Regions from separate parts of the Homo sapiens genome. Here region 2 is linked to region 1. The links are chromatin loops, found by intact Hi-C in ENCODE. Cell type or tissue: ovary. All regions are shown on one strand. Each heading gives the region's core, and the rest is flanking DNA. Links, peaks and the distances in the headings are about the cores only.

Region 1 (14,653 bases), core at 5,533-13,532:
ATAGGGCTTTGCCATGTTGGCCAGGGTGGTCTGGAACTCTTGACCTCAAGTGATCTGCCCCCCTCGGCCTCCCAAAGTGCTGGGATTACAGGTATGAGCCACCATGCCCAGACAAGATAATTAACATGAGATTAAAAAAAAAAAAAATCTAAGGGTAGTGGAGTAAATTTTCCCCAGAATATTCTGTAAAATAAAGAGTGGATTTACTTATAATTCTCCAATTCAGGCTTTTTTTTTTTTTTTTTAGACAAAGTCTCACTCTGTCACCTAGGCTGGAGTGCGGTGGCACAATCTCAGCTCACTGCAACCTCTGCTTCCCAGGTTCAAGCAAATCTCCCTGCCTTAGCCTTCTGAGTAGCTAGGATTACAGGTGCCTGCTACCACGCCCAGCTAATTTTTGTATTTTTTAGTAGAGATGATGTTTCACCATGTTGGCCAGGCTGGTCTCAAACTCCTGACCTCAGGTGATCCGTCCGCCTCAGCCTCCCAAAATGCTGGGATTACAGGCATAAGCCACCATGCCCGGCCCCAATCCAGGCTTTCTAAACCTGTTGCCAAAGATGCATCTGTAGGATCAGATACAAAAAAATTAGCTGGGTGTGGTGGTGCATGCCTGTAATCCCAGCTACTTGGGAGGCTGAGGCAGGAGAATCGCCTGAACCCAGGAGGTGGAGTTTGCAGTGAGCCAAGATCGTGCCATTGCACTCCAGCCTGGGCAACAAGAGCGAAACTCCATCTCAAAAAAAAATAAAGAATAGCAAGGACACCAAGCACCCCCATTCCCGGCCCTGGACTTTGTCCATGTGTTAATGGTGGAGGGTGTCCAGGTTCTTGGCATCTTGAACGAACAATTGGACAAAATGCACAAACAAGGAAGGAATGAAGGGTTTTATTGAAAATGAGCCGGGCGCGGTGGCTCACGCCTGTAATCCCAGCACTTTGGGAGGCTGAGGCGGGCCGATCACAAGATCAGGAGATTGAGACCATCCTGGCTAACACGGTGAAACCCCATCTCTACTAAAAATACAAAAAAATTAGCCAGGCGTGGTGGTGGGCACCTGTAGTCCCAGCTACTTGGGAGACTGAGGCAGAATGGTGTGAACCCAGGAGGTGGAGGTTGCAGTGAGCCAAGATTGCGCCACTGCACTCCAGCCTGGGCGACAGAGCGAGACTCCATCCCAAAAAAAAAAAAAAAAAAAAAGACAATGAAAGTACACTCCACAGTGTGGGAGCGAGAATGAGCATAGGGGCTCAAAGGCCCTGTTAAAAATGTTTGTGAGTTTAAATACCCTCTACTTGGGGAATGCCCTATGTAAATGAAGAAGATGAAGTAAAGTTACAATTGCAAAGTTATTAATGATGTATGCCCTAAGGAGAGGATATTTCCTGTTATAGATGAAGTGTGAATTGGCCTTATGTTACCTGCCTCCAGACCCTATTTTCCTGCCTCATCTGCCCCCTGAGATGTGATCCCCATAAATCTTTATGGGAGGCAGAGGGACAGATGGTCTTTTTTCTGTAACTGCTTCATGCTGGCTTGGGGGATGGTCCCCACCTATTAGGGATCATGGAACTCTCACCCTGCTCTGTCTAGTGGAGGCAGGGTAGCTTTTTGATGGCCAGGGGTGATGTCTTCACCTGGAACTGGCTGGAAGCTTTGTTGCATGATCAGCTGAAGCTTGATGGTCTCTAGGCAAGAGGAAATGAATTTGGTTAAAACATTTAATGGGAACTGCAGGGGGTGGATACCTATGCTGTTAGAAATGTTTGTTATATTGACCAGGCGCAGTGGCTTACGTCTGTAATCCCAGCACTTTGGGAGGCCGAGGCAGGCAGATCACGAGGTCAGGAGTTCAGGATCAGCCTGGCCAACATAGTGAAACCCTGTCTCTACTAAATACAAAAAAATTAGCCGGGCGGGGTGGTGCATGCCTGTAATCCTAGCTACTCAGGAGGCTGAGGCAGGAATGTTGCTTGAACCTGGGAGGTGGAGGTTGCAATAAGCTGAGATTGAGCCACTGCACTCCAGTCTGGGGGCGAGGGAGTGAGACTCCGTCTCAGAAAAAAAAAAAAAGAAAGGTTTGTCATAGAGATTTGCAGGAGAAAAAAAACTTGGTCTGTTTTAGAATCTATGTGTTTCCTTAAAGTCCTAGCATGAGCGACTCCATTTTGGTTTGGTTTGTTGAGGCCTAGTGCATGAGCCTAGTCCAAAACAATGGCCTTCCATAATTTTGTTTAAAAAATTACCCTTTTTGGTTAGGCTGTCATTTAAGTGAGAGTGTGACCAAACCTTAGGGACTTAGCGCCACTCTCAGTTACCATCATTTTGGGTTTCCTATCTCAGCACATCATTTATAGCTTATAGTGTCCTTATGGTTGCACATTTTTTTAGCTCCTGTTATTCCAGTTGAAGAGAGACCATTTGACATTCTAGAGATGGCTGCACGCAAGCATTTAAAACCTTTGAGAGAATAGAGCGCACCAGGGAGACTATTATTATGACTATCGGGAGGATGATACCAAGAGTTTGGAGTATGCTCCTTACCCAGGTTCCCCATAAACCAAACCACCTAAAATCACATAGATCAAAGAATGAACTAGATAAAGAGTTTACTCATGGCCGGGCGTGGTGGCTCATGTCTGTAATCCCAGCACTTTGGGAGGCCGAGATGGGCAGATCACCTGAGGTCGGGAGTTCAAGACCAGCCTGACCAACATGGTGAAACCCCGTCTCTACTAAAAACACAAAATTAGCCAGGCATGGTGGTGCATGCCTGTAGTCCCAGCTACTCGGGAGGCTGAGGCAGGAGAATCGCTTGAACCCGGGAGGCAGAGGTTGCGGTGAGCCGAGATCGTGCCATTGCACTCCAGCCTGGGCAACAAGAGCAAAACTCCGTCTCAAAAAAAAAAAAAAGTTTACTCATTTGACTAAGCAGTCTCTTTGTTAATCCCCTACCACTATATTTCTATAATCTTCATGTGATGTATTTCTCCGTAGGCCACAAGTGCCAGCAGCTGCACAGATACTTCTCTGTTTAGCCAATTCTATCTTAACTTTCACAAGAGAATTTAAAGTCTATTGTATAACTGTAGCCTTTACAGTAGAATTTGCTATAGAACCCATCATGAGGGATACTTTTTTTTTTTTGAGACGAAGTTTCGCTTTTGTTGCCCAGGCTAGAGTGCAATGGCACCATCTTGGCTCACTGCAACCTCTGCCTCCCGGGTTCAAGCGATTCTCATGCCTCAGCCTCCCGAGTAGCTGGGATTACAGGTGCACCACCATGCCCAGCTAATTTTTATGTATATATATATATATATTTTTTTAGTAGAGATGGGGTTTCACCACATTGGCTAGACTGGTCTCAACCTCCTGACTTCAGGTGATCCACCTGCCTCGGCCTCCCAAAGTGCTGGGATTACAGGCATAAGCCACCGTGCCTGGCCCCATTAAAGTTTTTTACCTGCACTGGGCCTTCATTTTTTATCTATTAAAGTATAAAGTTATCCATATATAAGGTTGGCTGCAAACTCCTTCACAAATAAAAGTACATCCCATTAGTGCACATAACAGATGCCTTTTCCACTTTTATTGTTCATAGAGGCATAAGCAAGAACAAATATTGAAAGATAAGAGTTTTATGACAGTAGAAGTCTTAATCTGTGAATTTGGGAAAAGCTTATTTACATCAAAGATGCCATCCTCGGTCAGGCGCAGTGGCTCACGCCTGTGATCCCAGCACTTTGGGAGGCTGAGGCGGGCGGATCACCTGAGATCAGGAGTTAGAAAGCAGCTTGTCCAACATGGTGAAACCCCGTCTCTACTAAAAATATAAAAATTAGCCTGATGTGGTGGCGAGCACCTGTATACTTGGGAGGCTGAGGTAGGAGAATCGCTATTATAAAAAGTAGAGGTTCCTCTTCAAAGACTTTCCTCCCCATCTAATTAGGGATAAATAGTAACTTCTCTTAGAAGCAAAATTTATTCAAAGATCTGTGGTGACATTCTTAAATATCTGCAAGTCATAATAAAGAAATCAATGTCCTTTATGTTCTTAGCTCCCACAATGTAGCCTAAATATTTGCCCTGGCATGCTTATACTGGTCCAAACAAACATTAGGTCATAGCCTGTTCCTCATCCTTATTTGAAGGTGTTTTTACCTTTCTCAGCATTCCACAAGTTACTTCCCCTTCCTTTGTTCTCCTCTGCCTTTGCCTCTTTTAAAAGTTCTAAGTTGCTAGCCAATCGGGACAAATACAAAATGTGAAGTCCCATTCCAGCCAATGGAAACCGGACACAGCAGTAGGGTGGACGCGTCAGGTTATAAATGACCCTGTCTCCTTTGTTCAGTGTACTCTCATGGCAAAACTGCTGACGAGGGTACCCTTTCTGCAGAAAGTAAAAATGGCCTTCCTGAGGAAATTGAATTTATGTTCAAGTGCTATTTCTTTACGGCACTGGGGAACAAGCATTTCTTTTTTAATTTTTTTTATATTTAATATTAAACATTTAATATATTAAGTGAATACATTCAAATCTGCAAACAATACATCTAGGTTGTAGAAGAGTTAAAAAAATCCCTCCACTCAGTTTTTGCCAAAACACCACCTGTAAGCACTGAGAAGCCTACTGATGCACGCATTATCCTTTGGGCCAATAGAAACAAACGTTTTAATAAAATGCTTTCCCAGTGGTCAAATTGTCTTCCTGAGTAAAGCTAAACTTGTTGTAGTGAGAACAGGTAGTGTTTATTTCTAGCTTCTTCTGGGTTCCAGGTTACCTAAGACCCAAGGGTAATGACAATGGGCAGCTCCACTTTATTAAAAGCCAACATTTAGCCCAGACATTTTATTCTCCAAAAATTAGCAAGCATAGCTTTACATTCAAGTTGGGTATAATGACTTTATTTTCCCAGTAATTCCCTAAATAAAACATTATTACAAAAAATGACTCTTCCCAGTGCAAAATCTTAACATTTTGCTTTTATGAGCAAAAGCCTGTATTTTACATATTTTTTTTTTGAGACGGAGTCTCGCTGTCGCCCAGGTTGGGGTGCAGCGGCGCGATCTCGGCTCACCGCAGGCTCCGTCCCCCAGGGTTCACACCATTCTCCTGCCTCAGCCTCCCAAGCAGCTGGGACCACAGGCGCCCGCCACCACGCCCGGCTAATTTTTTGTATTCTCAGTAAAGACGGGGTTTCACCGTGTTAGCCAGGATGGTCTCGATCTCCCGACCTCGTGATCCGCCCACCTCGGCCTCCCAAAGTGCTGGGATTACAGGCGTGAGCCACCGCGCCCGGCCTACGTATTTCTTATATTGATTTTTACATTTTCAGGTTCTCAAAAGGACTTACTCATTTTACCTGTAACACTTGGACGTCTGAATGTAACATGCACTTGAAAAAAAAAATTCTATCACCTTGGATAGGATAGTGATGGAGGAGAATGTTGACATTGACTATATACCCTCACCTAGTATTCTGTGTAAAATCATGTTTCCCTAAAGAGGACTCTGATTTGTCCAGTTGCATCCTTGCAACTTGGCACAGGTTGGCAGGTAAAAATGACCTTTCTGTAGAAGTAGAAGCCTATTCTTCACATGTAAGTTTTGATTACTACTATTTTATCACATCTTAAATATATAAATCTCAGGCTGGGCGTGGTGGTGCACGCCTGCAATCCCAGCACTTTGGGAGGCCGAGGCAGGCAGATCACCTGAGGTCGGGAGTTTGAGACCAGCCTGCCCATGAAGAAACCACACCTCTACTAAAAATACAAAACCAGCCAGGCATGGTGGCACATGCCTGTAATCCCAGCCACTTGGGAGGCTGAGGCAGGAGAACCGCTTGAACCCAGGAGGCAGAGGTTGCGGTGAGCCGAGATCGTGCCATTGCACTCCAGCCTTAGCAGCAGCCATTGCAGTCTTTTTAGATGCTTGCTTAGCCTTTTTTGCTTCCTTAGCAGCCCTGATAGCTTGTTCTCGTCGAGTCTTTCTAACTTCAGGTTTCTGATTCCTCTTGGCCGTTATATCAGCAAGAGATGCACCAGTAATGGCCCTCTGGAATTTGACTGCTCGGCGGGTTCTTTTCTTTTGAATTTCTTCCGACTGCCCCTTTTTGTGCTTCCTTCTGTAGAGGACAGTCCAGTTTATCTGCCGAGGATTCCTCTTGGAAAGGAACGCCAACTCGCATTTCGCATTAAGAAACTGGAAAACCTTCCCGTCGGTCCTGGCGTAGCGCCTCCCGTGTCCGGGGTAGATCTTGTACCCGCTAAAACTGCACAGCTCGACCTTCATGGCGACAGCTCCACAGAAAGACAAAAGATGGCGAAAAGTCTTTTTTAATTTTTTAAAAAATTTATTTATTTATTTTTTTGAGATGGAGTCTCGCTCTGTCACCCAGGCTGGAGTGCAGTGGCGCGATCTCGGCTCAGTGCAAGCTCTGCCTCCCGAGTTCACACCATTCTCCTGCCTCAGCCTCCTGAGTAGCTGGGATATCAGGCGCGTGCCACCACACCCAGATAAATTTTTTTTTTTGTATTCTTATTAGAGACGGGGTTTCACCGCGTTAGCCAGAATGGTCTCAATCTCCTGACCTCGTGATCTGCCCGCTTCGGCCTCCCAAAGTGTTGGGATTACAGGCGTGAGCCACTGTGCCCGGCCAATTTTTTTTTTGAAACGGAGTTTCATTCTTGTTGCCCAGGCTGGAGTGCAATGGTGTGATCTCGGTTCACCGCAACCTCCCCCTCGCAGGTTCAAGCGATTCTCCTGCCTCAGCCTCCTGATTTGCTAGGATTACAGGCAGGCGCCACCACGCCCAGCTAATTTTTTGCATTTTTAGTAGAGACGGGGTTTCTCCATGTTGGTCAGGCTGGTCTTGAACTCCCTACCTCAGGTGTTCTGCCTACCTCGACCTCCCAAAGTGCTGGGATTACAGGCATGAGCCACCGCACCCAGCCTCCAGGGAACAAGCATTTCTGGCAACTTGAACCCAGGAGGCGGAGGTTGCAGTGAGCCGAGATGGCACCACTCATTCCAGCCTGGGCGACAGAGGGAGACTCCATCTGAAAAAACAAAAACTAAACCATATGTAAAACAAACATTGTTTTGGTCCAGAAAGATGGGACAACTGGAGGTGAGGAGGCTTGGGGGCTTTCAGATCACAGGTGGGAGACAAAGGGTTGCGTTCTTTTGAGTTTCTGATTAGTCTCTCCAAAGGAAGCAATCAGATATGCATTTATCTCAATGGAGGCAGGCTCTCCCCAAGCTCTCAGCTTGAATTAACACTGACATTTTAAAATATCTAGCAAAGACAAACATAAAATTTAGACAAAACCTATGCTGACAAATCTGAAGGCCTTTTTATTTTTATTCCCCCAATAATTTTAAAGCTGGCTAGTTTAGTAAAGTTATACTTAAGTGGACTTGAAAATTGCTTAGACGTATTTACTTAATTACTTAAGCCCTCTTTTTTTTTTTTTTTTTTTTTTGAGACAGGAGTCTCGCTCTGTTGCCCAGGCTGGAGTGCAATGGCACGACCTCAGCTCACTGCAACCTCCACCTCCTGAGTTCAAGCAATTCTCCTGCCTCAGTCTCCCAAGTAGTTGGGATTACAGGTGCCCACCACCACGCCTGGCTAATTTTTGTATTTTTAGTAGAGACAGGGTTTCGCCATGTTGGTCAGGCTGGTCTCGAATTCCTGAGCTCATGATCCACCTCAGCCTCCCCAAGTATTGGGATTACAGGCGTGAGCCACTGCGCCTGGCGGAGCCCTCTTTTACTTATAAGTCAATTTGGTAGACACAACATATAGCAGTAAGTGTACATATAAGTAAATACATCTAGACATGTATATGCACACATAAACGATGACCTGGAACGTTAGCCATGAGATGGCAGTACAAGCTTGAAGGTTTTACTTTGCCCTAATGGATAATGCAGGGAAGGCTGTGAACCAAAATTTTGGGTAAAGCAGTCTCCATGGCAGTTTTATTTTTATTTATATTTATTTATTTTTTGAGACAGAGTTTCTCTCTTGTTGCCCAGGCTGGAGTGCAATAGCGCAATCTTGGCTCATCGCAACCTCCGCCTCCCAGATTCAAGCGATTCTCCTGCCTCAGCCTCCCAAGTAGCTGGGATTACAGGCATGCACCACCATGCCCGGCTAATTTTGTATTTTTAGTAGAGACGGGGCTTCTCCATGTTGGTCAGGCTAGTCTTGAACTCTCAACCTCAGTTGATCTGCCTGCCTCAGCCTCCCAAAGTGTTGGGATTATAGGTGTGAGCCACCGTGCCCGGCCAAAGTAGTTTGATTGATTGATTGATTTTTGTTTTGAGACGGAGTCTTGCTCTGTCGCCCAGGCTGGAGTGCAGTGGCGCAATCTTGGCTCACTGCAACCTCTGCCACCCGGGTTCAAGCGATTCTCCTGGCTTAGCCTCCCAAGTAGCTGGGATTACAGGCACGTGCCACCATGCCTGGCTAATTTTTGTATTTTTAGTAGAGACAGGGTTTTAGCATCTTGGCCAGGCTGATCTTGAACTCCTGACCACGTGATCCACCTGTCTTGGCTTCCTAAAGTGCTGGACAGTTTGATTTTTAAAGGCTAAACCTCCCCAGGCTCCAAGGAGCACTGGGGCCAAACAGTACCAAAGGAGAGCATCACCCGTTAACCAGGCCCCCTGCTTAGAAGAGTAGCACAGACCGGGCGCTGTGGCTCACACCTATAATCCCAGCACTTTGGGAGGCCGACGCCAGTGGATCACGAGGTCAGGAGTTTGAGACCAGCCTGACCAACATGGTGAAACCCTGCCTCTTCTAAAAATACAAAAATTAGCCGGGCGTGGTGGTGAGCGCCTGTAATACCAGCTACTCAGGAGGCTGAGGCAGGAGAATTGCTTGAATCTGGGAGGCGGAGATTGCAGTGAGCTGAGATTGCACCACGGCACTCCAGCCTGGCGACAGAGCGAGACTGTGTCTCAAAACAAAAACAAAAACAAAAAAAAACCCTGCAGTTGCTTCCATGTTTAGGCGCTGCCCACCAAGGGTCCCAAGTTGGAAAGGAAGGAGGAGAGAGGCAGAGAGAGAGAGAGAGAGAGAGAGAGAGAGAGAAGCGCGAGAGCGGCCCTGTAATTGAGCAGAAAGGAAAGGGAGAAAAATGAATCCCAAACTTTGGGCTTACCTCTTTCTGCTGGCTGGCTCGCCAAAATATGTTAACGGTAGAGGATGTCCAGGTTCTTGGCATCTTGAACAAACAATTGGACAAAATGCACAAACAAAGCAAGAAAGGAATGAAGGATTTTATTGAAAATGAAAGTACACTCCACAGTGTGGGAGCGAGCATGAGCATAGGGGCTCAAAGGCCCTGTTACATTTTGTGAGTTTAAATACCCTCTACTTGGGGTACACCCTATGTAAATGAAGAGGATGAAGTAAAGTTACAGTTACAAAGTTATTAATGGCGGGCATACGCCCTATGGAGAGGATATTTCCCGTTATAACTGAAGTGTGAATTGGCCTTATGTTCCCTGTCTCTAGACCCTATTCTCCTGCTTCCTGTGAAAGCAGAGGGTTTTGTTTGTTTTTTGCTTTTTGTTTTTTGAGACGGAGTCTTGCTCTGTTGCCCAGGCTGGAGTGCAGTGGTGCACTCGGCTCACTGCAACTTCCGCCTTCCCGGGTTCAAGCGATTCTCCTGGCTCAGCCTCCGGAGTAGCTAGGACTACAGGCGCGTGTCACCATGTCCCAGCTAATCTTTCTTTATTTTTAGTAGAGACGTGTTAGCCAGGTTTCACCGTGTTACCGTGTTACCGTATTCCAGCCGGGCTCCGCCCCTGGATTCGGTGGACAGACCAGCTTTACCTCCAGAGACTCCCCCTGTCTTCCCTGCACCGGCTGACTATACCTACACACTTCGGTGGCACAATCTTTGTTTAGATATGCTGATGCCTTCCTTCGCTGGGAACGGTCCAGTCCTGCCCGCCTGGCGCTCAGCTCTGCGGATCTCAGGGGATGGAGTGGCAATCTCATTGCTCCCGCCTCTCCTGACCCCTCTCGCCTTCTCCTCGAGACCCGGGTTAAGTGGGCAGAGGGCTCCGAGGGTCCTCTCCCGCCGTGGGATTGCACAGAGGGCTGGGTCCGCAGGCTGGCTAAAAGGACCTAGCCCAGGATTGCGAGGCAGCGCCCTCCCTGCAGCTGGACAGACTCGGGCGCCCGGCCCAAAGCCCGGCAGGGGCGTGTCCGCGCGCTCACCTGCTATTGGCCAGGTGGGGCTGTCGGCTGCCAGCAGTGCTTATGCTTTAAGTGCGGAGCGGGTGGCTGCGGAGCCAGGCGCGGCGCAGGATGGTGGACAGCGTGTACCGGACCCGCTCCCTGGGGGTGGCGGCCGAAGGGCTCCCGGACCAGTACGCGGACGGGGAGGCGGCGCGCGTGTGGCAGCTGTATATCGGAGACACCCGCAGCCGCACCGCCGAGTACAAGGCATGGCTGCTTGGGCTGCTGCGCCAGCACGGCTGCCAGCGGGTGCTCGACGTAGCCTGTGGCACTGGGTGAGCCCAGGCCGGGGCCGGGGGCGTTGCATGAGATCGGGGTCTGTCTCAGCCTGTACTGCGCGGCCGCAGAACCACAGGGCCGGGCACGTCAGGGCGGCCTTTGCCAATCCTGGAACGGGTGGGACACCAGGGCCAGGAGCAGGTACCTGCCCGGCAGAACAGGCACTGCGAGTGCCCCGTGAGGCTAGGGGTCCAGGTAGCGGTTCGCAGGGAGAGGCCCCGGAGAAGGGAGACTGAGTGTGAGTGAGGGTGTGGGCAGAAAAAGTGAGCGTCCCTGAGGCTTTGGAGCCAGAGCCACGGACAGATTGCAAATATTCCTCCTGTGATGGCCTTGGGCAGTGTTAACAGTTAACATTGCTCAACATTTGCACCTGCCAAGCCCAGTGCCAGGAGCTTTTGATACATCACTTTTTCAAACCCTCACAAAGCCCCATGAAGTTAAGCAGTGATATTCTCTCATTTACTACTGGGGAAGTAAGGCCTCAGCAAAGTAAAATTCCCTCATACATCATCCAGTGAAAAGGAGCTAACAGGCCCGGGTTGGTTAAGATCTGTCCTGTGCTCTATTTTTCTCTTTTTTTTTTTTTTTTTTTTTGAGATGAAGTCGTGCTCTGTCGCCCAGGCTGGAGTGCAGTGGCTCCATCTCGGCTCACTGCAAGCTCCGCCTCCTGAGTTCATGCCATTCTCCTGCCTCAGCCTCCCGAGTAGCTGGGACTACAGGCGCCTGCCACCACGCCCAGCTAATATTTTGTATTTTTAGTAGAGACGGGGTTTCGCCGTGTTAGCCAGGATGGTCTCGATCTCCTGACCTTGTGATCTGCCCACCTCGGCCTCCCAAAGTGCTGGGATTACAGGCATGAGCCACCGCGCCCGGCTTTGTCCTGTGCTCTAAACCACCATGTTCTACTGCCTTTTGTGCACACGTATTTTAACTTCAAGGAGCCTCAGCTTGTCTGTCTCTCAAATGGGAATGACACTATTTACCTCTCAGGATTGCCATGAGAATTAATGCATATTTGTAGAGTGCCTGGCTCTGAAGAGGTGCTTTTAAAAAAAAGTTGCCTTGTGGTGACAGGAAACAGATTTGTGAGGTCAGTGGAGAGGGCCTGGGGAGAGGAGGCAGAGGAACGGACTCTGAGAAGTAGAGACAAAAGTGTCCAGTGCAGGGTCTCCTCCTGGCCCTCCCAGGCTCCCCTAACTGCCTCTCTCTGCCTCTCCTCGCTGGCCGTACTCAGGGTGGACTCCATTATGCTGGTGGAAGAGGGCTTCAGTGTGACGAGTGTGGATGCCAGTGACAAGATGCTGAAGTATGCACTTAAGGAGCGCTGGAACCGGCGGCACGAGCCCGCCTTCGACAAGTGGGGTATGCAGGTCTAGCCAGGCTCCCCCAGCCCAGTCACCAGGAACACTGTTCATTCTGCCTGGGGCTCCTTTAAGTGGGGGCGGGGGTGGAGTGTTGTGTTTTCCTCGGGGAGACAGAAAAATTACTGTCATTTCTCTGAAAAGCAAGTCTTAAGCTCCAGAATGAGACACCGGGTGTGAAGAGCTGGTTTTAACTGTGTTTGTGGCATCTTGTCCCTCCCCTCAAAGAAAAACCCATAAGCACAGAGCCCTCCTTCCCAACCAGGGTTCCTTCTCCCTTGATCCCTCTTTTCTCCTCCCCCTAACTGAACGGGGAGCTTGTGTGTCTTAAGAAGAAACCCAGGCAGGACTGCACTTGGTGGAGGTGGCTGCTACTGGTACCATCGTGCCTCCCTGATTCCTCTTTCTCTTCCTGACCCCTAGTCATCGAAGAAGCCAACTGGATGACTCTGGACAAAGATGTGCCCCAGTCAGCAGAGGGTGGCTTTGATGCTGTCATCTGCCTTGGAAACAGTTTCGCTCACTTGCCAGACTGCAAAGGTAAGAGAGGGTGTGGCCTTGGGCATGGCCCCCGCCTTGAGGCCCCCTTCCACAGACATCTGGCACCTGCTCTCCTGCCAAAGCAGACTCTCTGCCTTGGCTCTGGCACCCCTGGGGAGGGGAGAGATGGGAGGGAGACTGGTGCTGGGGGCCCTGAGCAGATGGAGTCTTTCTGCCCGTGCCTGGAGCTCAGGGGACCAGAGTGAGCACCGGCTGGCGCTGAAAAACATTGCGAGCATGGTGCGGGCAGGGGGCCTACTGGTCATTGATCATCGCAACTACGACCACATCCTCAGTACAGGCTGTGCACCCCCAGGGAAGAACATCTACTATAAGGTGGGGCCCTCTGGGGTGGGGGTGGGGGTGGGGGTGGGGGTGGGGTGGAGGGAGGGTCCAGTGGCCCCAAGGTGGGTTACAGAGGCTAATGCCGGCTGCCCCACCACCTACAGAGTGACTTGACCAAGGACGTCACAACATCAGTGCTGATAGTGAACAACAAGGCCCACATGGTGACCCTGGACTATACGGTGCAGGTGCCGGGGGCTGGCCAGGATGGCTCTCCTGGCTTGAGGTACCACTTGGCTTAGTGGGGGTGAGGCGGTAGTTGGGGGAGCTGAGGTCACCAGTCCTCATGGTTGCTGGGGCCTCTGTTACAGTAAGTTCCGGCTCTCCTACTACCCACACTGTCTGGCATCCTTCACGGAGCTGCTCCAAGCAGCCTTCGGAGGTAAGTGCCAGCACAGCGTCCTGGGCGACTTCAAGCCTTACAAGCCAGGCCAAACCTACATTCCCTGCTACTTCATCCACGTGCTCAAGAGGACAGACTGAGTGTGGCCTCAGCTCCCACAAGCCTCTGCCCAGGCACTGCTAGGCTCTGTCTGGAAGATGGGGACCAGCAGCCCCACACCAGGGCCAGCCTCTAGAGCAGACTACAGCTGGGGTGCAGGGATGTGGGTTCCACAGACGGAAGGGTAAACAATATAGTCTTTTTCAGTTCCTGCATGCATTGTGTTTATTTATGTCAGAAGGATCAGGCTCCCATGCTGCCCACCCCCCCACCCTCTCCCAGGGCTTACTCCTCCCACAACCCTGCTCTTTCTCACTCCAACCTTTCATGCCACAACACCAGTAGGGGGCGGGACATGCTTTATTTTCAGCCACAGAACTAGCCCTCTCAGGGCCCAATCCCCAGAACCCAAGGCCCTGGCCCTCTTCCTGAGTAGATGGGCCTTTCTCTTAGAGCCGGCCTGGAAGGAGGGGCAAGTAGGCAGGAGATATCTCTTGAGCTGTTGCTGCTGTCTCAATGCCACTTTGCACCCTGGGATCTCCTGGAGGGAGGTGGCCTCCAGGTGGGTTGGCAGCAGCCTGAGGAGGAGCCCTTCCTTCCCAGATCTCTCTGTGGGCTATCAAGGTACCTGCAGCCATGCTGAGCGGGGTCCCAGACCCTGGGGGGCTCCTAGCAGGCAGCAAACTTGCGCTGGATGCGCTTGTACCGGAGCAGCTCCTGCTCACTGACTGAGGGTTGCAGCCGGGCGGCAGCCTGCAGCAAGTCCTCCATGGTGAGCATCAGTGCTGAGCTACCTGGCTCCAGCCCTGGAGATGACAAGGTGGGGAGGCTGTGGTCTATGCCCAGGCAGGGGAGAGCCCTGCGAAGGTGGCTTCCTGCTCAGGGTCTCCTAGATGTCAATGATCTTCCCTCTGGAATCCAGGACTAGGTTTGTCTCCCACTAGTTTTTTTTTTCCCTTAAACATTTTTTTTAGAGTTGGGGTCTCTCTGTGTTGCCCAGGCTGGCCTCAAACTCCTGGGCTCAAGCGATCCTCCCACCTCAGCCTCTCAAGTAGCTGGGACTCAGGTGCACCCAGCTCCCCACTAGCTTTTTGGTTGACCTCTCAGACCGGCAAGTGGCTCACCTTCCTCCAGGTCATGAACCCTGCGTTTGAGGGCAGCTGTCATAGCATCAGAGCAGAGAGAGTAGAGGTCCGCGCCCGTCAGCTGGGGAGGGCAGCAATCTAGCACGTTTACCAGGCTCACAGATGGCTCTAGCTTGAATCTGTTGTGGGATACAGGAAGAAACAGAGTTGGCATCACCTCCTCCCTCGAAAGCCAGTGCTGACCAGCTCATCCTGCATGTTGCATGCATCCCCTAAGCATCCCAAGGCCCAAGCCCTTCGCAGTCTTCCTCTAACAGAGCATACTTGCGTGTGAT
Region 2 (14,526 bases), core at 6,527-14,526, 45 kb before region 1:
AATACAAAAATTAGCTGGTTGCGGTGGCACACACCTGTAATCCCAGCTACTTGGGAGGCTGAGGCAGGATAATCGCTTGAACCTGGGAGGTGGAGGTTGCAGTGAGCCAAGATCGTGCCACTCCAGCCTGGGTGACAGATAGAGACTCTGTCTCAAAAAAAAAAAAAAATACAAGCAACAACAAAAAAACTTCTGGATACAGAACTCTGGAGTGCCCTGGTTGATGAACATATGGAGTGTCAGAGGGCAGAGGGCGACATAACCTGCCTGATTCCGCAGGGAGAGGGCATGGTATCTCTGCATTCAGAACCCTCTCACACTTGCCCTGCATGTCTCCCTGGCTGGTTGTGCTGATTTCTATCCTCCATAATAAAACTGTAATCATAAGAATAGCACTTTCCTGAGTTCTGTGAGTTGTTGTAGTGACTTATTGAATCTGAGGGGGATCATGAGAAACCCCCAAATTTGTAGCCAGTCAGTCAGAAGTGTGGGTGACCTGAGAATCCCCCTGACCTTGCAGCTGACCTCTGAAGTAAAGGCAGTTTTCTTGGGGATTGTGCATTTTAACTTGCGGGGTCTGCACTAGCTCTGGATGGTGAGTGCCAGAATTGAACCGCAGTACGCCAGTTGGTAGTTAACAGAATACTACGCGATGGAAGAACTTATCACGTCTGTGGCCTGGGTCAATTCCCCGGGCAGACTCCTTCAGTTCTTCCCCTAAGGATTTCTTCCTAACTCACCAGGTTCACTTTCTTTCCCAGATGTCCTTGGCCCTGGTTCTACTCCCAAGATCCTTGCTGGGAGGCTCTGGTTTCTTGCTATACCATTGCCTCCTTTCCTGCCAGCCAAGTGCAAGATGAAAGCATGCCTATGATGTCAAAACGGACTTGGGTGTTCTCCCAGCCACAGTAAAAGTCAAATGTCCTCGGAATTAGGGAGAGTGATGTGCATGTGGTTGGGAAGTGGGGGATCATCTCAGTGTCATTCTTAAATCTTCTCTCACATTCTTTCATTTTGTCCACAGCACAACCCCATAAAATGATCAGGACAAGTTAGGAATTAGGGATTGACAAGAAGGACCTCAAACATCACTGAGTCCAAACCCTCTTAGATAGCTAACCAAGTCCATGAAAGGAAGTAACAGCTGGGTTTGGAACCGAGGCCTCCTGACTCCTGACCCAATGCTCTTCCATTAAACCAGGCTGCCTCCCCTTGATGGGGCTCAGAGGCCCCTGCCCTGTGGGCAGCCATCTAAGCTCATGCACTGCCACAGATATGCATGCAGAAGGCAGGGAGAGAAAATAAGGAAAATTGAATAAACAGACAGAGGCAATGGTATTTCCCATCCAGGTAAATCTAGAGCCTCTCCTTGAGTCAGCCAGGGCACCAGAGGCCAAGAGGTTATTTCAGCAGGGGGTAGCAAGGCCAGGTATCAACCTCTAGGTCTAGAGATAGGTTCCAAACATCCCTAAGCTCATTTATAATTCGTCAGACATCTTTCATCGGTTATTTAAGATATTTCTCGGCCAGGCGCAGTGGCTCATGCCTATAATCCCAGAACTTTGGAAGGTCAAGGCAGGCAGATCACTTGCAACCAGGAGTTTGAGACCAGCCTGGGCAACATAGCAAAACCCCATCTCTACTAAAAATACAAAAAATTAGCTAGGCAAGGTGGTGCACACCTGTAGTCTCAGCTACGTGAGAGGCTGAGGTGGGAGGATCAATTTAGCCTGGAAGGTCAAGGCTGCAGTGTGCCGAGATCGTGCCACTGCACTCCAGACTGAGCAATGGGAGTGAGACCCTGTCTCAACAGATATAGCTAGAAAGATGATAGATAGATAGAGATAAATAGATAGATAGACAGACACGGCCAGGTGTGGTGACTCATGCCTGTAATCCTAGCACTTTGGGAGGCCAAGGCAAGCGGATAACATGAAGTCAGGAGTTCGAGACCAGGCTGGCCAACATGGTAAAACCCCATCTCAACTAAAAATACAGAAATTAGGTGGCATGGTGGCTCACGCCTGTAATCCCAGCACTTTGGGAGGCTGAGGCAGGTGGATCATCTGATGTCAGGAGTTCGAGACCATCCTGGCCAGCATGGTGAAACTCTGTCTCTACTAAAAACACAAAATTATCCAGGCGTGGTGGCGGGCACCTCTAATCCTAGCTACTCGGGAGGCTGAGGCAGGAGAATCACTTGAACCTGGTAGGCAGAGTTTGAGGTGAGCCGAGATGGCGCCACTGCACTCCAGCCTGGGTGACAAAGCGAGAATCCCTCTCAAAAACAAAACAAAAAAAGAATCCCTTGATGGCAACTTGAAGGAGCCCCTCATCTCCTCCAGGCACAGGCACATGTGACTAAGGACAGGACCGGGATGTCATTGTAAAGGTTGCCGAGATTCAGTGCTAAGTAAATGCTTAGCCCTCCAAGTCTCTTATGCTAAAGTAAGGGCATTGCTGGGAAAGGTCTGGGAGCCTGAGATGAGATGGAGACATTTAGGCAGACATGAATAAGACTGAGAACTTTGAAACCCCAAATTCCCTTGAAATTCTCATGTCTGTAGAGATAAGCTCCTCTAATACTGCTCCCTCCTCCCAAAACATCAGCCTCAGAACCCTCCCTGCCCCCATCCCTCTTGGGCCCCAGGCCCTTCATGAGTTAGGTCCCAGCACAGCCCATGGAGAAGCACAAGGTCACGCTGAGAGGGGGACGCCGGGCTGAGTTACAGGCCTGGCCAGCTTGTCTTGGCAGAAGCTGCAGGAGCATGTGTGGGAGTGTGTGCTGAGGGAGCTAGACCAAGGTGGGGGGATGGAAGCCTTGGTTTGTCCAAACTCGTTGCCGTGGATCCTTATCCAGGATTTGGGATTTACTGTGTTGGCCTGAGCACCTGGGAGGAGAATTAATAGTTGGCTAGATTGGCTAATTAAAGTCTGGATTAAGTAGTAGCCTACAGTTAATAAGCATGAAATGCCAGAACTTCCCTGGCATTCTGTAGAAGAAGGAATCAGAAGTCCCCGGGAGACGGGAATGCTGGACTGGATCTATGATGCGCACCTTCTTAGCCACTGCTGCCACATATTTTAGGAGGGTCTGGAAAACACTCCCTTTATGAAAGCATTAAGAAATGCGTTCGTGAGGGCCACCAGCATCCTTGACTTGCTCTGATGACTGTCCTGTCTTGACTAGAGAGCTAGTGGGGTGTGCTGGATGGATCAGTGGAACTGGATTCCCTGATCTCAATGAGAATAATAGCATCTTGGTGGTACAAAGGCCAAATGGTGATGCTTACTTAACAAAGGCAAGGTGGATATAATAGCCCACAACAAGGCAAAGGGACTAAATCATCACCAGGTGGACAAGATGACAGTCCTGTGGACGATGGTCAGCTGCTTTCCCAGCTGCCCCCAGGGCTTGTGCAAAGATATAAAGTGGCCATGGTGACAGGGATGGAAGCTATGTCTGGGCTCAGTAACAGAGTCTTCTCCTCTCTGAGGCTGATCTGGCTGTGGCCAGTGCTGAGCGTCGACCTCCTCACAGCCTAGTGCTGAGTCCCTGATTGGGCATCATTCTCACCTCATTGTAGATTGGTTTGACTGGGTCCTCCCATCACGAAGGGGCTGTATTTTATCTTCATGAGGATAGGCACATATTTCATGTATGAATTTGCTGTCTCTACCTACAGTGCTTCCATCAGCACCACCACTCATGGACTTACTGAATGCCATATCCATCAGCATGGCATTCAACATAATATAGCCTCCAACCAGGGCAATACATGTTACAGCCAAGGAAATGTACAAATGAGCTCACACTCAATGAATTCACTGGCCTTACCATGTACCCCATGGACCAGAAGCAGCTGGCTGGATAGAATGGTAGATTGGCCTCTATTAGAGCACAGCTGGGACACTACCTCTGGCAGGGTAGGGTGCTACCCTACAGGATGCAGGGTGTTTTGTTTTTTGTTTTTGAGATGGAGTCTTGCTCTGTCGCCCAGGCTGGAGTGCAGTGGCGCTATCTCAGCTCAATGTGACCTCCGCCTCCCGGATTCAAGCGATTCTCCTGCCTCAGCCTCCCGAGTAGCTGGGACTACAGGCACCCCGCCACCACGCCCAGCTAATTATTTATATATTTTTTTTGTATTTTTAGTAGAGACAGGGTTTCACCATATTGGCCAGGCTGGTCTCGAACTCCTGACTTTGTGATCTGCCCACCTCGGCCTCCCAAAGTGCTGGGATTACAGGTGTGAGCCACCATGACCGGCCGATGCAGTATATTTTTTAAATCAAAACCACAGTCATATATACCACCAAGAGGGAGGGGTGGCAGAGGCCTCCTCACTATTACATCTAACGTCTATAACCACTAGAAGAATTTTTTTGTAGAGAGAGGTCTTGCTATGTTGCCCAAGCTGGTCTGGAAGTCTTGAGTTCAACCAATCCTTCACCTCCCACCTTTTTTTTTTTTTTTTTGAGACGGAGTCTCTCTCTGTCGCCCAGGCTGGAGTGCAGTGGCGCGATCTCGGCTCACTGCAAGCTTCGCCTCCCGGGTTCACGCCATTCTCCTGCCTCAGCCTCCTGAGTAGCTGGGACTACAGGCGCCCGCCACCGTGCCCAGCTAATTTTTTTTGGATTTTTAGTAGAGACAGGGTTTCACCATGGTCCCGATCTCCTGACCTTGTGATCCGCCCGCCTCGGCCTCCCAAAGTGCTGGGATTACAGGTGTGAGCCACCGCACCCGCCTCACCTCCCACCTTAACCTCCCAAAGTCCAAAGTGCTGGGATTACAGGCATTAGCCACTGCGTCAAGCCTCAAGTATAAATTTTTTGGGGGGGGACAGAGTCTCGTTCTGTCGCCCAGGCTGGAGTGCAGTGGTGTGAGCTCGGCTTACTGCAACCTCCGCCTCGTGGGGTCAAGCGATTCTCCTGCCTCAGCCTCCTGAGTAGCTGGGTAGGTGTGTGCCACCACGCCCGGCTAATTTTTTATATTTTTAGTAGAAATGGCGTTTCACCGTTTTAGCCAGGATGGTCTCGATCTCCTGACCTTGTGATCAGCCCACCTCCCAAAGTGCTAGGATTACAGACGTAAGCCACCGCGCCCGGCCCCCAAGTATAAACTTCTAAAGCACTTGTTCTGATTCCCACCCACTCTACAAGAAAGAGCCCCTCCCCCAGGACCCCGCCCTCTAACTCTGCACTTATGCTTGGGTGTGTGGGCGTGTGTGTGTGTGTGTGTGTGTGCGTGCGTGTAGTGTGTTGCTTAGGCACAGTATCTGTTAACACTCCAGGTCCCCTACCTGTCTCTTCCCTCTTGACTGCTGAGAGCATCTCTTTTTGTCTGATTATCCCCAGCCCCAATTCCTGGCATAAAGCAGAGACCAATAGGTCGGGCCTGGTGCCTAACACCTGTAATCCCAGCACTTTGGGAGGTCGAGGTGGGCGGATCACGTGGTCAGGAGTTCGAGACCAGCCTGACCAACATGGTGAAACCCTGTCTCTACTAAAAATACAAAAATTAGCCGGGTGTGGTGGTGGGCGCCTGTAATCCCAGCTACTCAGGAGCCTGAGGCAGGAGAATCGCTTGAACCCGGGAGGTGGAGGTTGCAGTGAGCCGAGATTGTGCCACTGCACTCCAGCCTGGGTGACAGACCGAGACTCTGTCTCAAAAAAAAAAAAAAAAAAAAAAAAAAGGCAGAGACCAATAAATGGTTCTGAATGAAAGAATGAATGAACATTTTAGGCTTGTATACTATTTCATCGTGCATATCCACCATATTTTATTTAGCTATTTCCTTATCATTGAACATTTAGGTGATTTTTTTTGTTATAAATAACACTGTAGCTTTTCATTTGATAAATTAAATAGGTGTGCCCCTGTCAGCATTCCTGAAGGGGACTTTTTTTTTTTTTTTTTTTTTTTTTGAGACAGAGTTTCGCTCTTGTTGCCCAGGCTGGAGTGCAATGCGTGATCTCGGCTCACTGCAACCTCCACCTCCTGGGTTCAAGCGATTCTCCTGCCTCAGCCTCCCAAGTAGCTGGGACTACTGGCGCGTGCCACCACACTCGGCTAATTTTGTATTTTTAGTAGAGACGGGGTTTCTCCATGTTGGCCAGGCTGGTCTCGAACTCCTAACCTCAGGTGATCCGCCCGCCTTGGCCTCCCAAAGTGCTGGGATTACAGGCGTAAGCCACCACGCCCGGCCTACTTTTTCTTAATTTTATTTTTCACATCCTACGTGGCTCGTCTCAGCTTTCCATGGGCCCTCGGTTTTCCACCGGTACATAAGAAAAAATGGAGGGGAGGTATCAATTAGCGTGAGCACCTGCCATGCCCCAGGCACGCAGATGGGCGCCCCTATTTCATTTCTCTGCCCCGGCAGCCTTGTGAATGAGCTTTGGAAGAGACAGCCCTGTAAACACATCCCTCTGCTGAACTGCCGCCTCCAGCTGGCTCCACCACTGGCCTGCTAGGGTATCTTCGCCGTTTCAACTTAGTTTTTCTGGGCCCGTTTCCTTAGCCGGTAACACCTGGTGGGATGGTTGTGAGGATTAAATTAGATATCTGGGAACGAGTCCTGGCCAGCGAATGATAGGTTCGCCCAAGTCCAGTTAAAAGGCCGTCCGCCCAGGGCAAGGCGTCTTCAGGGCCAGCAAGACTATGGGGTCCGAGGGAGACTCGGGGATCTCAGCAAGAGGAGACCAATGTGAGGAGCAGGCAAGGAACGCTTCCAGGCTGCGGTGGCCAGGGACGCCTGAGCCCCGCGGGAGCCGGAGCGGACAGGCGGAAGGGTCAGCTACTGCAGATAGAGGCGGCTGGCTCGGGGGCGGGGGTGGAGGGGGTCTTCCTCCTTCCGGTTCTTGGGAAGATCCTGCAATCTGAAAGAGGCAGGAGAGCTCTTTCCCCATCTGTAATGTGGTAACCGAGCCCGAGCCAGCTCCTCCCTGGGCTGGAGGGTGGGAGAGTCGTTAGGGACACCTGCCCCGCTCCCTCCCCCTCCCGGGGGGGAACCCACCGCGACGGCGCGCACCTGGGCGCGGGCTGTGCCTGGGAACGCGCGGGGACCGCGGCCTCCAGGCAGCCCTGGGAAAGCAAGGGCCGGGAGCGCAGCCCTGGAGGCAGAGTGTTCCCTCAGGACCGTCAGGAGAGCGCCATCCACAGGATTATTAAAATAGCCATCCAGACGGAAATCGAGTGAGGCTGGCACCAGACTAAAGAAGTTTCAAGGCCAGGCGCGGTGCCTCACGCCTGTAATCCCAGCACTTTGGGAGGCCGAGGCGGGCGGATCACCTGAGGTCGGGGGTTCAAGACCAGCCTGACCAACATGGAGAAACCCCATCTCTACTAAAAATACGAAATTAGCTGGGCATGGTGGCGGTGACTGTAATCCCAGCTACTTGGGAGGCTGAGGCAGGAGAATCTCTTGAACCCGGGAGGCGGAGGTTGTGGTGAGCCAAGATCGTGCCATTGCACTCTAGCCTGGGCAACAAGAGCGAAACTCCGTCTCAAAAAAAAAAAAAAAAAAAAAAGAAAGAAAGAAGGAAAGTCTCAAAGAGATATCTGTGTTCATAATGGATATCATTATGAACTCCTGGCCTCAAGCAGTCCTCCCTCCTCGGCCTCCCAAAGTGCTGGGATTACAGGCATCATCAAGTAAACTCTTTAAATGATATTTGGTGCTTCAGCCTCTTCCTTTGAGGTCAATACCACTTTAGCTATCATTAAGTCATGTTCGTGATAGCTAAAATGTGGAAGCAGCCCAGTGTCCACCCACAGATTAATGGATAAGCAGAATGTGCTCTATACATACAATGAGATATTATTCAGCTTTAAAAAGGAAGAAAATTCTGACACGTGGTTCAACATGGATGAAACTTGACATGTGCTAAATGAAATGAACCGGTCACAAAAAACAAATACTGTATGATTCTACTTGAATGAGGTAGTCAAATTCATTTATAGAAAGTAGAATGTTGGTGGCCAGGCACGGTGGCTCACGCCTGTAATCCCAGCACTTTGGGAGACCGAGGTGGGCAGATCACTTGAGGTCAGAGTTTGAGACCAGCCTGGCCAACATGGTGAAACCCTGTCTCTACTAAAAATACAAAAATTAGCCGGGCATGGTGGCAGTTGCCTATAATCCCTGCTACTTGGGAGGCTGAGGCACAAGAATCACTTGAACCTGGGAGGTGGAGGTTGCAGTGAGCCGAGATCACACCACTGCACTCCAGCCTGGGCGACAGAGTGAGACTCCATCTCAAAAAAAAAAAAAAAAAGAAAGAAAGAAAGAGTAGAATGGGAATGGTGGTTGCCACGGTACAGAGTTTCATTTTTGCAAGATAAATTCTAGAGATGGATGATGGTGATGGTTGCACAGCAGTATGAATGGCCACTGAAATGTATGCTTACAAATGGTTAGGATGGCCAGGTATGGAAGCATGCCCCTGTAGTCCCAGCTACTCTGTAGTCTGAGGCCATGAGTTTGACAATCACATCTGTGAATAGACACTGCACTCCAGTCCAGGTAAAATAACAGGATCTTGTCTCTTTTTTTTTTTTCTTTTTGAGCCAGAGTCTCGCTCTTTCACCCCGGCTGGAGTGCAATGGCACCATCTCGGCTCACTGCAACCTCTGCCTCACGGGTTCAAGTGATTCTCCTGCCTCAGCCTCCTGAGTAGCTGGGATTACAGGCACGCACCACCATGCCTGGCTAATTTTTGTATTTTTTAGTACAGACGGGGTTTCACCATGTTAGTCAGGCTGATCTTGAACCCCTGACCTCGTGATCCACCCCCCGCCCCTCGGCCTCCCAAAGTGCTGGGATTACAGGCGTGAACCACCGCGCCCAGCTAGAAAAAAATAATTTTTTAATAGTTGAACAACAAACCACAAAAAAATTACAGAGGCCTTTAGACAATAATTTTAAGGAAATAAATGTAAATTTGGGGGACTGGGTGTGGTGGCTCAAGTCTGATCCCAGCACATTGGGAGGTCAAGGCAGGCAGATCATTTGAGCTCAGGAGTTCTAGACCAACCTGGGCAACATGGTAAAATCCCATCTCTACAAAAATACAAAAAATTAGCCAGGTGGTGGCGCACGCCTGTGGTCTTAGCTACTGGAGAGGTTAATTTGGGGGTGAGGCAGGAGGATCGCTTGAGCCAGGGAGGTGGAGGTTGCAGTGAGCCTTGACTGTACCACTGCACTCCAGTCTGGGTGACAGAGCAAGACCCTGTCTCAAAAACAAAAAAAGTAGCCGGGCGCGGTGGCTCACCCTTGTAATCCCAGCACTTTAGGAGGCCAAGGTGGGCGGATTGAGAGGTCAAGAGATCGAGACCATCCTGGCCAACATGGTGAAACCCCATCTCTACTAAAAATACAAAAATCAGCTGGGCATGGTAGCGCACGCCTGTAGTCCCAGCTACTCTGGAGGCTGAGGCAGGAGAATCGCTTGAACCCGGGAGGCAGAAGTCTCAGTGAGCCGAGATCACACCACTGCACTACAGCTTGGTGACGGAGAGAGATTCCATCTCCAAAAAAAAAAAAAAAAGCAAATTTGGAAAAGCTTTTATGAACAAAGATGGCCATTGTCCCAAACTGGAAACCCAAATGTCTAACAATAAAGGAATGGCTGCTGTAACAGAATGTCTGATTAAAAACAAAAGGACGCCAGGCACAGTGGCTCATGCCTGTAATGCCAGAACTTTGAAGGGTGGATCACTTGAGCTCAAGAGTTCGAGACCAGACTGGCAATATGATGAAACCCAGTCTCTGCAAAAAACACAAAAATTTAGCTGGGTGTGGTGGCATGTGCCTGTGGTCCCAGCTGCTTGGGAAGGTGAGGCAGGAGGATCGCTTGGGACTGGGAGGCAGATGTTGCATTGAGGTGAGATCATGCCACTGCACTCCAGCCTGAGTGATAAAGCCAGACTGTCTCCAAAAAATCCAAAAGGCTGAGGTGGGAGGATTGCTTGAGCCCAGGATTTCAAGAGTGTAGTGAGCTGTGATCGCATCACTGCACTCCAGCCTGGGTGACAGAGTAAAAGCCTGTCTCTTAAAAAAAAAAAAAAAGTTAAAATGGTATAATAAATGCCAGGCATGTGGCTCACACCAGTACTCCCAGCACTTCGGGAAGCCAGAGCAGGAGGATCGCTTGAGCCCAGGAGTACGAAACCAACATAGGCAACAAAGCAAGACTCCATCTCTACAAAAAATCAAAATAAAAATAAATTAGCTGGGTGTGGTAGCGCATGCCTGTGGTCTTAGCTACTCAGGAGGCTGACGAAGGAGGATCACTTGAGCCCAGGAGTTCAAGACTGCAGTGAGCTATGATTGTACTGCCGCATTCTAGCCTGGGCAACAAAGAAAGAACCCCATCTCTAAAAAAAAAAATTAAATAAATAAAAGGAGGGCTGTAACAACATGGCAAAAAGTTTACTGGGCATCTTTTTTTATTTTTTTTTTTTGAGATGGCGTCTCGCTCTGTCGCCCAGGTTGGAGTGCAGTGGCACAATCTTGGCTCACTGCAAGCTCCACCTCCCGGGTTCACACCATTCTCCTGCCTCAGCCTCCTGAATAGCTGGGACTACAGGTGCCCGTCACCACACCCAGCTAATTTTTTTGTATTTTTAGTAGAGACGGGGTTTCACCGTGTTAGCCAGGATGGTCTTGATCTCCTGACCTTGTGATCCGCTCGTCTCAGCCTCCCAAAGTGCTGGGATTACAGGCGTGAGCCACTGCGCCTGGCCCTGGGTATCTTTTTGCCTATAATAAAGCCAGCCATCTAAAAACAGTTCAAGCCCTGGCTCTGGTACCTGTCAGCTGTGTGGCCCTGGGCGGGTCCCTCACTCTCTGTGAGCCTCAGTTGCCTCACCTGTGAAATGTAACTCAGTGGTTGAGTGGATCAAGTGAAGGGCTGTATGTCAAGCCCCTGTCAAGCCACCTGGTGCTCCGTGTCCTGTGGATGGTAGCTGCCCTGAAGCGGGACTTTGCAGACTGAAGTGCTGTCTCTTCAGAGGGAGTGCAGGTGTCCGGCTCCTGGTGTGGGAGAGGCACCCTGTGCTCCCTGGCCCGTGAGACAAGATTGGGTTTGGGGGCCAGGGCAGGAGTAGGGGCCCGTCACCAGGGGAAACGGCTCGTGGTAGAGCAGCTGAGGTGCAGCTGGGCCTGTGGCCTAGAAGGCAGTCTTGTGGGTGCCTCCTCCCCCAGCCGCAACTCAGGTCTGCAGCTGGGTCCTGCCTCCTTCCGAGTGGGCCATGGCCGGTACATGGCTGCTACTTCTCCTGGCCCTTGGGTGTCCAGCCCTACCCACAGGTGAGCCCCCTCTTTGCCTTCCTCTCTGTCCCTCCTCAGTCTGCCGAAGCCCATCCCCTCACTCTGGACCTCCCTGGGTACTGATGGGCTGCAGGGAGGCAGGACAAGAGATATTTAGGGACCTCTGGGGAGGGTCCCTCTGGGGAGGGGACCTCTGGGGAGGGGACCCTATATAGAGGGTCCCCACTATACTCTTCCCATTGTACTCTTCCTCCCAGCCACCTTGCTCTGGGGCTCCTATGTCCTCCTGCCCTGGAGCCCACAGTGTTGATAGGGAGGCTGCCCCTCTTAGAGGTATAGAGAAATGAGAACAAACTGGATGGACATCCATAGAAGGTGGGGTTAGGGTAGCCAGTGTGTGTGATGTGATATGCAATGATGTCATATGGGTAACAGTGTGAGGTCCTGTCCTGTCCTTCTTGCCCTCAGGATGCCTGCCCTAGTTCAATAGGACTCAGGGTGTCTCAAGTTCACTCACAGCTCACGCTTATCAGTGGGCTCAGGATAGGACCCAAGGCCTCTTCCCAGGGTATTTACCCCCAGCCCTCCCATGATCAAGGCTGGAGCCAAAGGACTCATGTTTTGAGGGGAAAATTCCAGCTTCATCTAGAAGCATGTGCATGTGTGCATGTACGTGGTGGGGGAAGGTCCATGACTTTTGAGTCAGGGGGGTCTCCTTGATCTAGAGCTGGCCCCAAGTATCTCACAGGCACTCCTTCATTAGGGAGATAAACCACACCTATGTGGAACACAGGGAGCCCATGGCAGGAGGCCTGAGCTCGGGAAGGAAGTAACCAGGGTAAGCAGGGACAATCCTGGGATGCTTCATGGAAGAAGTGGAAGCTGAACTCAACTTGGGGAATGTCTCTATCTATATAACTGAAAAGGCTCTGGAGGTTGAGTCCTGGAGCTCGTGCCCAGCCTTCTCTACTACCTTTGTTTGCAATGCCTTATTAATATTAATATCAACAATTGCACTAATACTTATCTGCCAGGGCATTTTACACTTATGGCCTTTACTCTTCACAACAATTTTGCTGGGCTGGTATTATTAACAGCATTATATTATTATTATTATTATTATTATTATTATTATTATTATTATTTATTTTTGAGACAGAGTCTCGCACTGTCGCCCGGGCTGGAGTACAATGGTGTGATCTTGGCTCACTACAACCTCCACCTCCCGGGTTCACTTGATTCTCCTGCCTCAGCCTCCCAAGTAGCTGGGATTACAGGCACCTGCCACCACGCCCAGCTAATTTTTTGTATTTTTAGTACAGACGGAGTTTCACTGTGTTGGCCAGGCTGGTCTTGAACTCCTGACCTCATGATCCGCCCGCCTCAGCCTCCCAAAGTGCTGGGATTACAGACGTGAGCCACCTCACCCAGCCCGTTATATTATTATTATTATTATTATTATTATTATTATTATTATTATTAGACAGAGTTTGCTCTGTTGCCCAGATTGGAGTGCAATGGCACAATCTCAACTCACTGCATCCTCTGCCTCCCAGGTTCAAGCGGTTCTCCTGCCTCAGCTTCCCAAGTAGCTGGGATTACAGCCGCCCACCATCATGCCCGGCTAATTTTTGTATTTTTAGTGGAAACAGGGGTTCACCACGTTGGCCAGGCTGGTCCCGAACTCCTGACTTCAAGTGATTCACCTGACTCAGCCTCCCAAAGTGCTGGGATTACAGGCATAAGCCACTGAGCCCGGCCTAACACCATTATATTGATGAGACCATTGGGACTCACAAAAAATATTGTTCCTTCAACCTAAATAAATAAATAAATACATACATAATGAAAACAAAACAAAACAAACAAAAAGAGTCAGAAAATTGGCTGGGCGCGGTGGCTTACGCCTGTAATTCCAGCACTTTGGAAGGCCAAGGCGGGCAGATCACTTGAAGTCAGGAGTTTGAGACCAGCCTGGCCAACATGACGAAACCCCATCTCTACTAAAAAATACAAAAATTAGCTGGACATGGTGGCAGGTGCCTGTAATCCAGCTACTTAGGATGCTGAGGCAGGAGAATTGCTTGAACCCGGGAGGAGGAGGTTGCACTGAGCCAAGATCCCACCACTGCACTCCAGGCTAGGCGACAGAACCAGAATCAGTCTCAAAAAAAAAAAAAGCCAGGCATGGGGCTCATGCCTGTAATCCTAGCACTTTGCACTTTGGGAGGCTGAGGCAGGTGGATCACGAGGTCAGGAGTTCAAGACCAGCCTGGCCAAGATGGTGAAACCCCATCTCTACTAAAAATACAAAAATTAGCCACGCGTGGTGGTAGGTGCCTGTAATCCCAGCTACTCAGGAGGCTGAGGCAGGAGAATCGCTTGAACCCCGGTGGGTGGAGGTTGCAGTGAACAGAGATCCTGCCACTGCACTCCAGCCTGGGCAACAGAGTGAGACTCCATCTCAAAAATAATAATAATAATAATAATGAAATAAAATAAAGACTCAGAAAATTAAGTGAATGAGTCAGGAGTCACGCTTAGCTCTGTCTGAAGCTATGTCCTAGACGGTCCACTGTGTCACATGGCAAAATCTTAGTCATCCTTCAAAGTGAGATGGTTTAGGGGATTTGGAGTCACAGAGATCTGAGAGTTCAAATCCTGAATGGACAACTTACCATTTATGTGTTAGTAGGATAATTTTTTTTTTTTTTTTTTTGAGACAGAGTCTCGCACTGTCGCCCAGGCTGGAGTGCAGTGGTGCAATCTTGGCTCACTGTAAGCTCCGCCTCCCGGGTTCACGCCATTCTCCTGCCTCAGCCTCCCGAGTAGCTGGGACTACAGGTGCCTGCCACCATGCCTGGCTAATTTTTTGTATTTTTAGTAGAGACAGGGTTTCACCATGTTAGCCAGGATGGTCTCGATCTCCTGACCTCATGATCCGTCCACCTATTTTTTTTTTTTTTAATTTTTTGAGACAGAGTCCCGCTCTGTCGCCAGGCTGGAGTGCAATTCTCCTGCCTCAGCCTCCAGAGTAGCTGGGATTACAGGCGCGTGCCACCACGCCCGGCTAATTTTTTGTATTTTAGTAGAGACGGGGTTTCACCATGTTAGCCAGGATGGTCTCGATCTCCTGACCTTGTGATCTGCCCACCTCAGCCTCCCAAAGTGCTGGGAATAAAAGCGTGAGCCACCACGCCTGGCCTAGGCTAATTATTTGGCTTGTAAGAAATCTTTCCTAAGTACCCTTTAC

Evidence for each region. Hi-C counts contacts between places; a loop is a spot of excess contacts. Peaks named below come from ENCODE experiments on the same cell type or tissue, not always from the same donor. Only the 100,000 strongest peaks of a DNase experiment are listed, where the experiment ranks them.
Region 2: it touches region 1 in a loop (1.8-fold over the local background); 30 of 110 quality-filtered maps call a loop at or near these places.

The regions. Positions count from the first base shown.
Region 1 is chr6:42,950,433-42,965,085 of GRCh38, forward strand. It overlaps CNPY3-GNMT (CNPY3-GNMT readthrough), which reads left to right. Exons shown (of 5, transcript NR_134892.2): 2 at 11,780-11,907; 3 at 12,330-12,446; 4 at 12,896-13,017; 5 at 13,103-13,448. GNMT (glycine N-methyltransferase) reads left to right here and starts at 10,322. Exons shown (of 6, transcript NM_018960.6): 1 at 10,322-10,541; 2 at 11,780-11,907; 3 at 12,330-12,446; 4 at 12,640-12,782; 5 at 12,896-13,017; 6 at 13,103-13,448. The coding sequence starts at 10,336. The coding sequence ends at 13,274. PEX6 (peroxisomal biogenesis factor 6) reads right to left here. Exons shown (of 17, transcript NM_000287.4): 15 at 14,643-14,653; 16 at 14,358-14,497; 17 at 13,433-14,039. The coding sequence ends at 13,903. It also overlaps the pseudogene RPL24P4. RefSeq lists enhancers at 10,041-10,542, 10,721-10,770. In ovary, for the core only: no CTCF peak of the experiment used is centred there; a DNase peak (open chromatin) is centred at 10,289; H3K4me3 peaks cover 1,620 bases.
Region 2 is chr6:42,904,816-42,919,341 of GRCh38, forward strand. It overlaps PTCRA (pre T cell antigen receptor alpha), which reads left to right and starts at 11,238. Exons shown (of 4, transcript NM_138296.3): 1 at 11,238-11,312. The coding sequence starts at 11,255. In ovary, for the core only: no CTCF peak of the experiment used is centred there; no DNase peak of the experiment used is centred there; H3K4me3 peaks cover 647 bases.